Regions from separate parts of the Homo sapiens genome. Here regions 1 and 3 are each linked to region 2. The links are chromatin contacts, found by Hi-C or POLR2A ChIA-PET in ENCODE. All regions are on one chromosome and are shown on one strand. Each heading gives the region's core, a stretch centred on a gene start or an enhancer-like site at or near the end of the contact. The rest is flanking DNA. Distances are from core to core; before and after follow the strand shown.

The links. Hi-C counts contacts between places; a loop is a spot of excess contacts on that map. ChIA-PET counts read pairs that join two places held with the same protein, here RNA polymerase II (POLR2A). Pooled maps may share reads with other maps.
Region 1: a loop to region 2 is called in a map of naive thymus-derived CD4-positive, alpha-beta T cell, with 10 times the contacts of the local background. The contact joins the enhancer-like site here to the promoter of RALBP1 in region 2. A Hi-C loop is called at or near these places in 1 of 168 maps with a recorded cell type or tissue (naive thymus-derived CD4-positive, alpha-beta T cell) and 4 of 50 pooled maps. POLR2A ChIA-PET finds 5 or more read pairs at or near these places in 1 of 52 experiments (WTC11).
Region 3: a loop to region 2 is called in a pooled map, with 5 times the contacts of the local background. The contact joins the enhancer-like site here to the promoter of RALBP1 in region 2. A Hi-C loop is called at or near these places in 4 of 50 pooled maps.

The regions. Positions count from the first base shown.
Region 1 is chr18:8,754,419-8,757,118 of GRCh38, forward strand. The region is part of intron 3 of MTCL1 (microtubule crosslinking factor 1); the gene reads left to right. Among named protein-coding and RNA genes, the nearest start is that of GACAT2, 48 kb to the left of the region's middle. Within about 2 kb of position 1,338, at least 3 of the 41 ENCODE cell types and tissues checked have a DNase peak (open chromatin) inside an H3K27ac peak, as active enhancers do.
Region 2 is chr18:9,474,076-9,476,775 of GRCh38, forward strand. RALBP1 (ralA binding protein 1) reads left to right here and starts at 1,438. Exons shown (of 10, transcript NM_006788.4): 1 at 1,438-1,616. RefSeq lists a silencer at 1,369-1,778 and enhancers at 1,402-2,270, 2,009-2,068.
Region 3 is chr18:8,910,985-8,913,684 of GRCh38, forward strand. No RefSeq gene overlaps it. Among named protein-coding and RNA genes, the nearest start is that of NDUFV2, 190 kb to the right of the region's middle. Within about 2 kb of position 1,432, at least 6 of the 41 ENCODE cell types and tissues checked have a DNase peak (open chromatin) inside an H3K27ac peak, as active enhancers do.

The DNA of each region.
Region 1 (2,700 bases), core at 88-2,587, 720 kb before region 2:
AGTGTATAATACTCTACCAGGAGCTTTTGGGAATATGGAAGAAGTAAAGGGTTCAGTTCTTGCCCTTGGCTTTATAACATGTTAGAATGATGAGACAGCATTACAGGAAACAAGCAAAGTAAATCCATCAAGTGCCTGGTAATGAGATACCAGTAATGTCAGAGAGAAAAGGGAACCAAGTCGTTTTGTAAGATTTTGATGGAATCTTATGATAGATGCAGAGTTTTAAATTTGTATTTTTGCAGCCATAGCCACCCAGGTTCCTAGTAGCTTTAGTATAGATGCGTGCAGTTCTGCAAAATGCCTGCTATCTAATGTTGCCTTTTTCTTCCCAATTCTGTTTTATATTCTCTCTTGTTCTCCATTTCTTGGTCCCTGTCTCTCTGATGTATGAAGTAAGTATTAGTGGAAAGAGGGCTTAGCTCTTCAATCTTTTTGATGGGAAGAACATAGCTTGCAGGTGGAGTACACCTGAGAGTCTCCAGCTCTGCCCTGACTCCCTGGTCCTTTTTACCTGGTGGCATCAGAGAGCCCCTGATGTGAGCAGCCTGGTGCGTTTGGTCCTGCAGGGGTTATCTTGAATCACTGATAATATCTGGGAGTGCTTCGGTCACTTTTTTGTGAAAGTGGCTATGTTAGCGACACAGCACATTTGAGTAACACCGCCTGTTGCACCAAATGCCCCCGTGCCACGGCTGCTCTTGCTGCCACTCTGAGTTAAATGGTAACTTCTTAATGCATAGGACGACTGTGGCTCAGCGCCACCAAAGGACTTGCCCAAGGTCACACGCGTGACAGGACGAGGGGCAGGACCTAGGCCTTCTCCTGCCAAGGTCGCAGGTGCTATTTGGGATGTCGTTTGTTGCTTTTGTTGTTTTAACCGGGATTGGTTTGAAATGAAAATGACCACATCAGCACAAAGCACCGTGTTTAGTCCTTGATTTTCTCCTCAACAGGTTGGAGTTTAACAAGGGATTGGGTGGTGGCGAGGTCGTTCTTTGGCCCCAGTCTTGCAGCGTGTGTGAGTGTTACTCTTTATGAAATGCTGATGAACCAAGCCAGCTGTCATTTCTCCCAGGAGCACTTCAGGGACATCTCACACGCTTCTCCTCACTCTCCCTGGGACCAGGTCTGTCCCAGAAAACCTTCCTGAGGCCATGCAGCTTCTGAGTTCCAGGACATCTCTCGGGTGGCCCCAGGAGAACCTGACCTATTTTGTGGCAGATCATGACTATTTTTAGAGTCTAAACCACCTTTAAAAGACAGACTATCATCCTCTTTCAGAGAATATAGTCCAATCAAGTCAACAGAATGTTCACAGGGAGTGGGGCACGGAGGAGGATGTGGTTTTGGAGGTTATACAGTAAGTTATGAAGCATGACACAGATGTGATTCTTTTCATCTATTTTGTTAGGTCTGTATTCAGAGTAAGAATTATTAGCCAGGCATGGTGGCTCATGCCTGTAATCCCTGCACTTTGGGAGGCCAAGGCAGGAAGATCACTGGAGCCCAGGAGTTCAAAACCAGCCTGGTCACCATAGCAAAACCTTGTCTCTATAAACAAAAACATTACTTAGGTGTGGTGGTGCACACCTGTAATCCCAGCTACTCAGGAGGCTGAGGTGGGAGGATTTCTTGAGTGCAGGAATTTGAGGCTACAGTGGGCCAAGATCGCACCACTGCACTCCAGCCTGGGAGACAGAGCAAGACCCTCTCTAAAAAAATAAAGAATAACCATGCACAAGATTTAACACGTTCATACTGGGGTCTCTCTTGTAGGTCAGGGCCTTTCTGGAGGTCGTCAGACCATGCGGTGACTTCTAACCCATGTCACATTTCCACTACAGAACAGTGTGAGATTTCAGCCTTAGCCATGAAAAAGAAGTGTGTGTGTGTATGTATGTGTGTATATATATGTGTGTGTATATATATGTGTATATATGTATATATGTGTATATATGTATATATGTGTATATATGTATATATGTGTGTATATGTGTATATATGTGTATATATGTATATATGTGTATATATGTGTATATATGTGTATATGTGTGTATATGTGTGTATATATGTATATATGTGTGTATATATATGTGTGTATATATGTGTGTGTATATATGTGTATATATATGTATATATATCTCAAAGGCAAGAGATCCAAATTCTCACTTAGGTGGAGTTTCAGGAATGTTGAAGGAGAGAGGCAAACTTGTTGGAGAAAAGAAAAATTTAGAGCCTTTAAAGGTGAGGAAGAAAGGAAAAATAGGAGTGTTTTTATCTCTTTATGCAGTGAGGTCCAGAATCCAGCCATTGTCAGTTCTGAGCATCTGGGATGTGGCCAAACCGCAGGGTGCTTCAAAAAGCCTCTGAATTCCCAAAGAAGTTGCAGTGAATCCCAAGGAATATATTTAGTGGGCAAGGTCTCCTCTTAGAGCCCTTCCCTGTGAAGTTAGCTGGATTTCTATCTCCTAGTGGCTGTCGTTGTCTAAGGCCCCAGTCCCTGGTGGATGTGACACTTGCAAAGCAAAGGGCACTGCAGACACCCTAGTGATGAGTGAGGGGAGCAGCATTAGCACCGTGGAACTGTCAGCCAGAGAGCTACAAGGTAGGGTCCCCAAAGACTGGTAAGAGGACCCCAGACACAAGGAAGATGTTGACCTGCATTCTGTCATTTTCATATAAGAAGGCAGGAGACTG
Region 2 (2,700 bases), core at 188-2,687:
TTTCCATTTCTCCTTTCTTCTCTTTCACACCCTCACCTTTGGCTAGGCCACTCGATGTTGCAAGAAACACGTCCATCAGCAATTGCCTCAGTAGAAAACTCCCTCTGCTCCCCTCCTGCATCCACATAGCAGCTTCAGGCAAGGCCTCCATAAGGCCCAGCGTGGATCAGTGCCTGCCCCTTGGCCGAATCAGTGCTGTCACAGGCAGAGAATTGTCACTGCCATGCTCACCTGCCCAACCCAGTGGTCAGAGAAGACTGTTCTACTGCGAGAGGAGCCATGAGAAGGCTTTTCCGAAAGTCAAAGACCAATGGCTACCTCAGACCATCCCGTATCCACTCGTGGGAGGCCCCTGAATGAATCTAAGGCCCCAGGGGTTGAACTTTACTGAGTAGGGAGCGCAGAGTACTAGGGACAAATTTACCGCCCGCTTTGAGGAAAGCTGATGTGGGAGCAGAGAGCAAGATGGATAGCAGCGGCCAATCTAAACGGGCAACGAAGTGCCACAGAGTGCTGCACGTAGGAATGCGAGTGACAGGTAGGGTCGTCTATTCCAAGTCCCTCCTCTCCCCTAATAAACTGCCACATTTCAGAAAACACGAAGACTGCTGAAGCCGTTTCCAGCCTTCGCTACGCATTAGCAGAGCAACTCAACAAGCCTGGGTGAAAGGCTTCTCGAAGAAATTCAGTTATCTCTACTGCCAGCCAAACACGGACTGGGCAGCTTTCCTCGGGGGCTGCTCGGTAACTGCTGAGCCGGGGGCGCGCTGAAGCCCTGCAGAAGCCCACACCCGCTTCAGGAATTCCGTGGATGTTCCCGACAGAGGTTTATTCCCGCCTATCCCTACAGGCCCACGGCGCTCTTTCCTCCAATCCCACACCCAGTCGAAGGCGGGGCAGCCGCCCCACCCAGCGGCCAGCCGGGCGGCCCCCAGTCTGGTTTAACTGGTTGGAACGACTAAAGCACGCTGGCGCAAGGAAAGCTCTCAACTTCGGGAGCTGAGGCGCAGGCTGGCCAGAGCGTGGAGAGGAAAGCCCTTTCCATCCTCAAGGCCGTTGCAGGAGATGCCCGCGAGCCACCTTCGCCAGCACCACACCGGGGTAAGCCGTCCGTCCCCGAAACCCGCAAGGCCACCGACTGCGCAGGCGCCTGCAGAGCACTGGCCCTCGGCGCGTTCTCTCGCGCTCTTCTTCAGTCTCCTCAGCGAGCCTGGGGACGAAGGGGGCGCGGTGCCTCCTGGGTGTTGTAGTTTGCTTCCTTGGCGAGAGGCCTTCGGGCTGGCTGGACGCCGGGGCCTTGGGAACTACGCCTCCCAGCGCGCCCCGCGCGAGAGCCCAGGTCGCCTGCCCTTGACGGCTTCAGCCGTCTGAGCGGAGAGGAGGATCCGGGAAGCCGGCTGCGGCGGGAGGAGGGAATGCGCGTGCGCGCTGGACCGCCTCGTCCCGTTCCGTCCCAATCATTGTAAACAGGCAGAGGCTGGGCGGGGTGGGAATGGGGCGCCCGAGGCCGGCCTGGGGCGCAGCGCAGGAGGCGGCTCCGGTGGCTGCGGCGGCAGCGTGAGCGCGAGGAGGCGGAGGCTGCGGCGGGGCGGACGGTCGCGCGGCGGCAGGCACAGGTCAGTCGCAGGGAGCGGTCGCGTGCTAGGGTCGCGGCGATACCCCTGGAGTGCCCGAGGAACCCTCTCCCGCGCCGGCCTCGCGCCCGCGTCTGTCAGGCAGCGTGTGGGGCTCGGTGCTCGCAGCGCTCGGGTTTGAAGTTGGGGGTGGGGGGCGTGGCTGCCCCTGGCGTGGGTTCCTCCCCGGAAAGCTTCGCCCCAGTTTTCGCCCCCCTTGGCCGTGCGTCCCTCCCACTGGCCGACGGGCCTCCCTTCGTGGCGTCCTCGTTTGTGGTGCTCTCGGGGGCCGGGGGTGGAGAGTTAGGAGTCCCCAGGCCTCGGGGAAGCTCTTGGGGGGCGCCTGGACAGAGGCTAGGGGACCCAGCCCTCACGGTTGGTGGATCGTGCCCGGCATAGTGGCCAGGCTCCAGGGCTTACCCAGGGGACCAGGACAGGCTCCTGGTGTCGCCCACCGCTGGCACTGAGCAGTGGGCGCCTTTGGGTGCTGCGATCCTTCCTTCAGGTTTCAGTGGGAATGGACAGACAGATCTGAAGTTGAAAATTCTTTTCACAACTCATGTTCAACTATGTGTGTTGTCAGAATGCTCTTAATGAGGTCAGTGTTCTCCCTCTTTTTTTTAAAACTGATCGTTGTGAGAGTGAAACAGGTTTTACAGAATATTTAACACCTCCGTCTTCCCTGAAGTAATTCTGCTGTTTCAAGTTTTGGGATTCAGTATTACAAAGCCTTCCTCTTGAGCAAGGCCTAGTACAATTCTTCAAGGTCCCTAGCATGTTAATTCGAGGTGTTTTGAACGTGCATATACAGGAAGTGCAGCCGTTTGGCCGTTGAGTTAGTGCTCCATCCAGCCTTGTTAGAAAAGCTTTCGCTGAATTTTTAATTTAGTGGAGTGGTCATGTTCTAATGCTGCAGTACTTTGGGGAGTATTCCATTATACTTGGCAGTTATTAACGAAATACTGAACTTGTGATAAGGTTTTGTTTTGGTGCTCAGCATTTCTAAATGAATAAGTGGGACTGTGAATAAGAAAGATCACCTCACTTTCTGTTTTTAGAGTTATTGTGGTCATTTGATAACTCCTTT
Region 3 (2,700 bases), core at 182-2,681, 560 kb before region 2:
AGCATGATACAGGGGACCCACCAAGGAGAGGGCCACATGACACCACATGTGCTTCTCATCAGCCTTAGAATACTCTCCAGCTGGGACATATTCCTGTGTCTCATCTTTCCTACTAGACCAGAATTTGCCACATCTATTTTCTTTTTAGTCCACCCGACACACCTACCCTCCACCCCTCCACACATACACTACACATGTGCAAACATCTCTAATTAAATTAGACTATAGAGGGCTTTGGGATGGAGGGAGGTGCTAGGACCCCAAGCCCTGCTCTGCCTGTAAGCAGCAGTTCACTGACCCATTTGCTTTTCTGACAAATGTGACTTGATAACCCCTGAGAGCATCCAGCTCTAACAGTCTATAATCCAGTAAATTGCTACCCAAAATGATTCTGTTTCACAGGACTGTGTCCAGCCTATGTGCAGATTATCAACCCCCAGGTAGGCTCTGGGAAAGAAAAACTGACAGCCACCTACTTTGCAAACCCTGAGGCTGTGGTTTATATAAATAGGGACTGGTGTGACTTGAAAGCCTATATTCCTAAGGCCAGGCACAATGGCTCATGCTTGTAATCCCAGCAGTTTTGGAGGCCAAGGTGGGAGGATTGTTTGAGGCCAGGAGTTTGAGACCAGCCTGGGCAACATAGCCAGACCCCAGCTCTACAAAAATTAATTAAAATAAAGCATTAGCCAGGTGTGATGGTGTACACCTGAAATCCCAGCTACTTAGGAGGCGGAGGTAGGAGGATCACTTAGGCCCTTCAGTTTGAGGCTGCAGTAGGCTGTGATTGTATGACTGCACTCCAGGCTAGGTGACAGGATGAGACCTTGTCTCTAGAAAAAAAAAAAAAGAAGAAAATGTGTGTTTCCTGTCAGCAGCCTTTACCCAGAAATGTCATGAGATCGCCTCACTGGGCAGCAGACAAATTATATCAACTCTATCCATTACACAAATACTCCAGACCACAGGGTAGCAAAATATAAGAAAGATTTATTAAGGGAATAAAATATCCAAAAACTTAGACTTATGCCATGGCAAATCAAACCCTTTTCCTAAGTGCAGCTCACGTTTTTTCCAAAGCACTTTTTTGTGCCACCTCCATACTTCCTGGTGCCTTGACAGAGAAGCTACGTCCTAAACAGTTTCCTCAATTTGCAGTCCCTGGGGACTCCAGAGAGACGGCATTGACAACAGCATGTAATATTGATGCTCAAATCAATGTTTTAAACATTGAGCTCCAAAATGAATAAGACTAAGGAAAATAAGCAGCCCAATTTCTATTTCTTCAATCTTTGAGCAGGAGCAAACCAGACTTTTTGGCCAAATTCTTAGATTTTTAGCAGAGCAACAAGAATGTTGACACCTAACAACTTCTGAAGGACCTACGGAAATTGCTCAACAAGAGGGGACAAATGTGTGGGCTGTTCAGGTAACTTGAAGCCCTAGGGAGCACTTCCTCCTGCCACACCGGCAGGTTAAGAGCCTGTTTGTCACAGGCCAGGCCTCATTCATCATTACCCGGGTGCCGTCTCCTGACATCAGTGAGTTTTCGGCCCCTTGACAGCACCTGTCTGGCAGCCTGGGCTATCAGCTGCTCTCCTGTCGCTCTGGCTGAGCACAGGGGACAGCCTTGGCCCAGCCCTGTGGAATCTTCCAGTCCACGCCCTCCTCCTCCTGGCAGCCCGGCACACACACACAACCTCGAGGGGACAAATGAGCAGTCAGTTTAGTTTCTCTGCATTCAATGGGAGGGCACCAGATGGAAGGCCACAGAATGCACCAAGCCAGGGTCTTTGCGGGGAGGTGGGCTGTTGGGGGGCTGTCACCATAACAACAGGAAAAGCACTGCTGAAGTTTCTATTTTGGTGCTGCCACTAATTACTACGAATATTTCATTCGGCCCTGTGATCAGCCATCCCCAGAGCCGCCTGTTACCGGCAGATGGCTTGTTTTCTTCTCTCTAGAAAGTTAGCCAAAGACCACAGTTGTGTTTGGTTGTTTCATTCTTTTTTAAAACACTGAGTGGCTTAAGAATGCTTTGTTTTTGCATTTTATTGTAAAAGTCAGATACCTCTAGATTTTCTCCAAACAAACACTATTCTGGGAAATAAAAGGCAGGCCTAGTAGCATTGACTAATTTAGTGTTTAAATATATGTATGAGTGAGAAAAAGGATAGTTACGCCCTTATGAGTAGAAATACTTAGCAGATCTGACAAGTATATCCATATGGGGTTATTTTTAGAAGTTCAACTTTCCCCATTCTTTTTTTTTATTTTTTAAGAGTTAAGGTCTCGTTCTGTTTCCCAGACTAGAATGCAGTGCCACAATCGTAGCTCATTGCAGCCTTGAACTCCTGGGCTCAAGTGATCTTCCTTCCTTAGCCTCCCTAGTAGCTGGGACTACAGGTGTGAGCCACTACATCCAGCTAAATTTTTTTATTGAGATGAGTTCCAGCTATTTTGCCTAGGGTAGTCTCGAACTCTTGGTTTCAAGAGATCCTCCAGCCTTGGTCTCCCCAAATGCTAGGATTATAGGCATCAGCCACCACACTCAGCCTTCCTATTTATACACTAAAAATTTTAAGTGAAACCCTGTCTCTACTAGAAATGCAAAAATTAGCTGGGCATGGTGGTGCATGCCTGTAATCCCAGCTACTCAGAATAAGGGAGGAGACCACCCCTCATATTGTCTTATCCCCA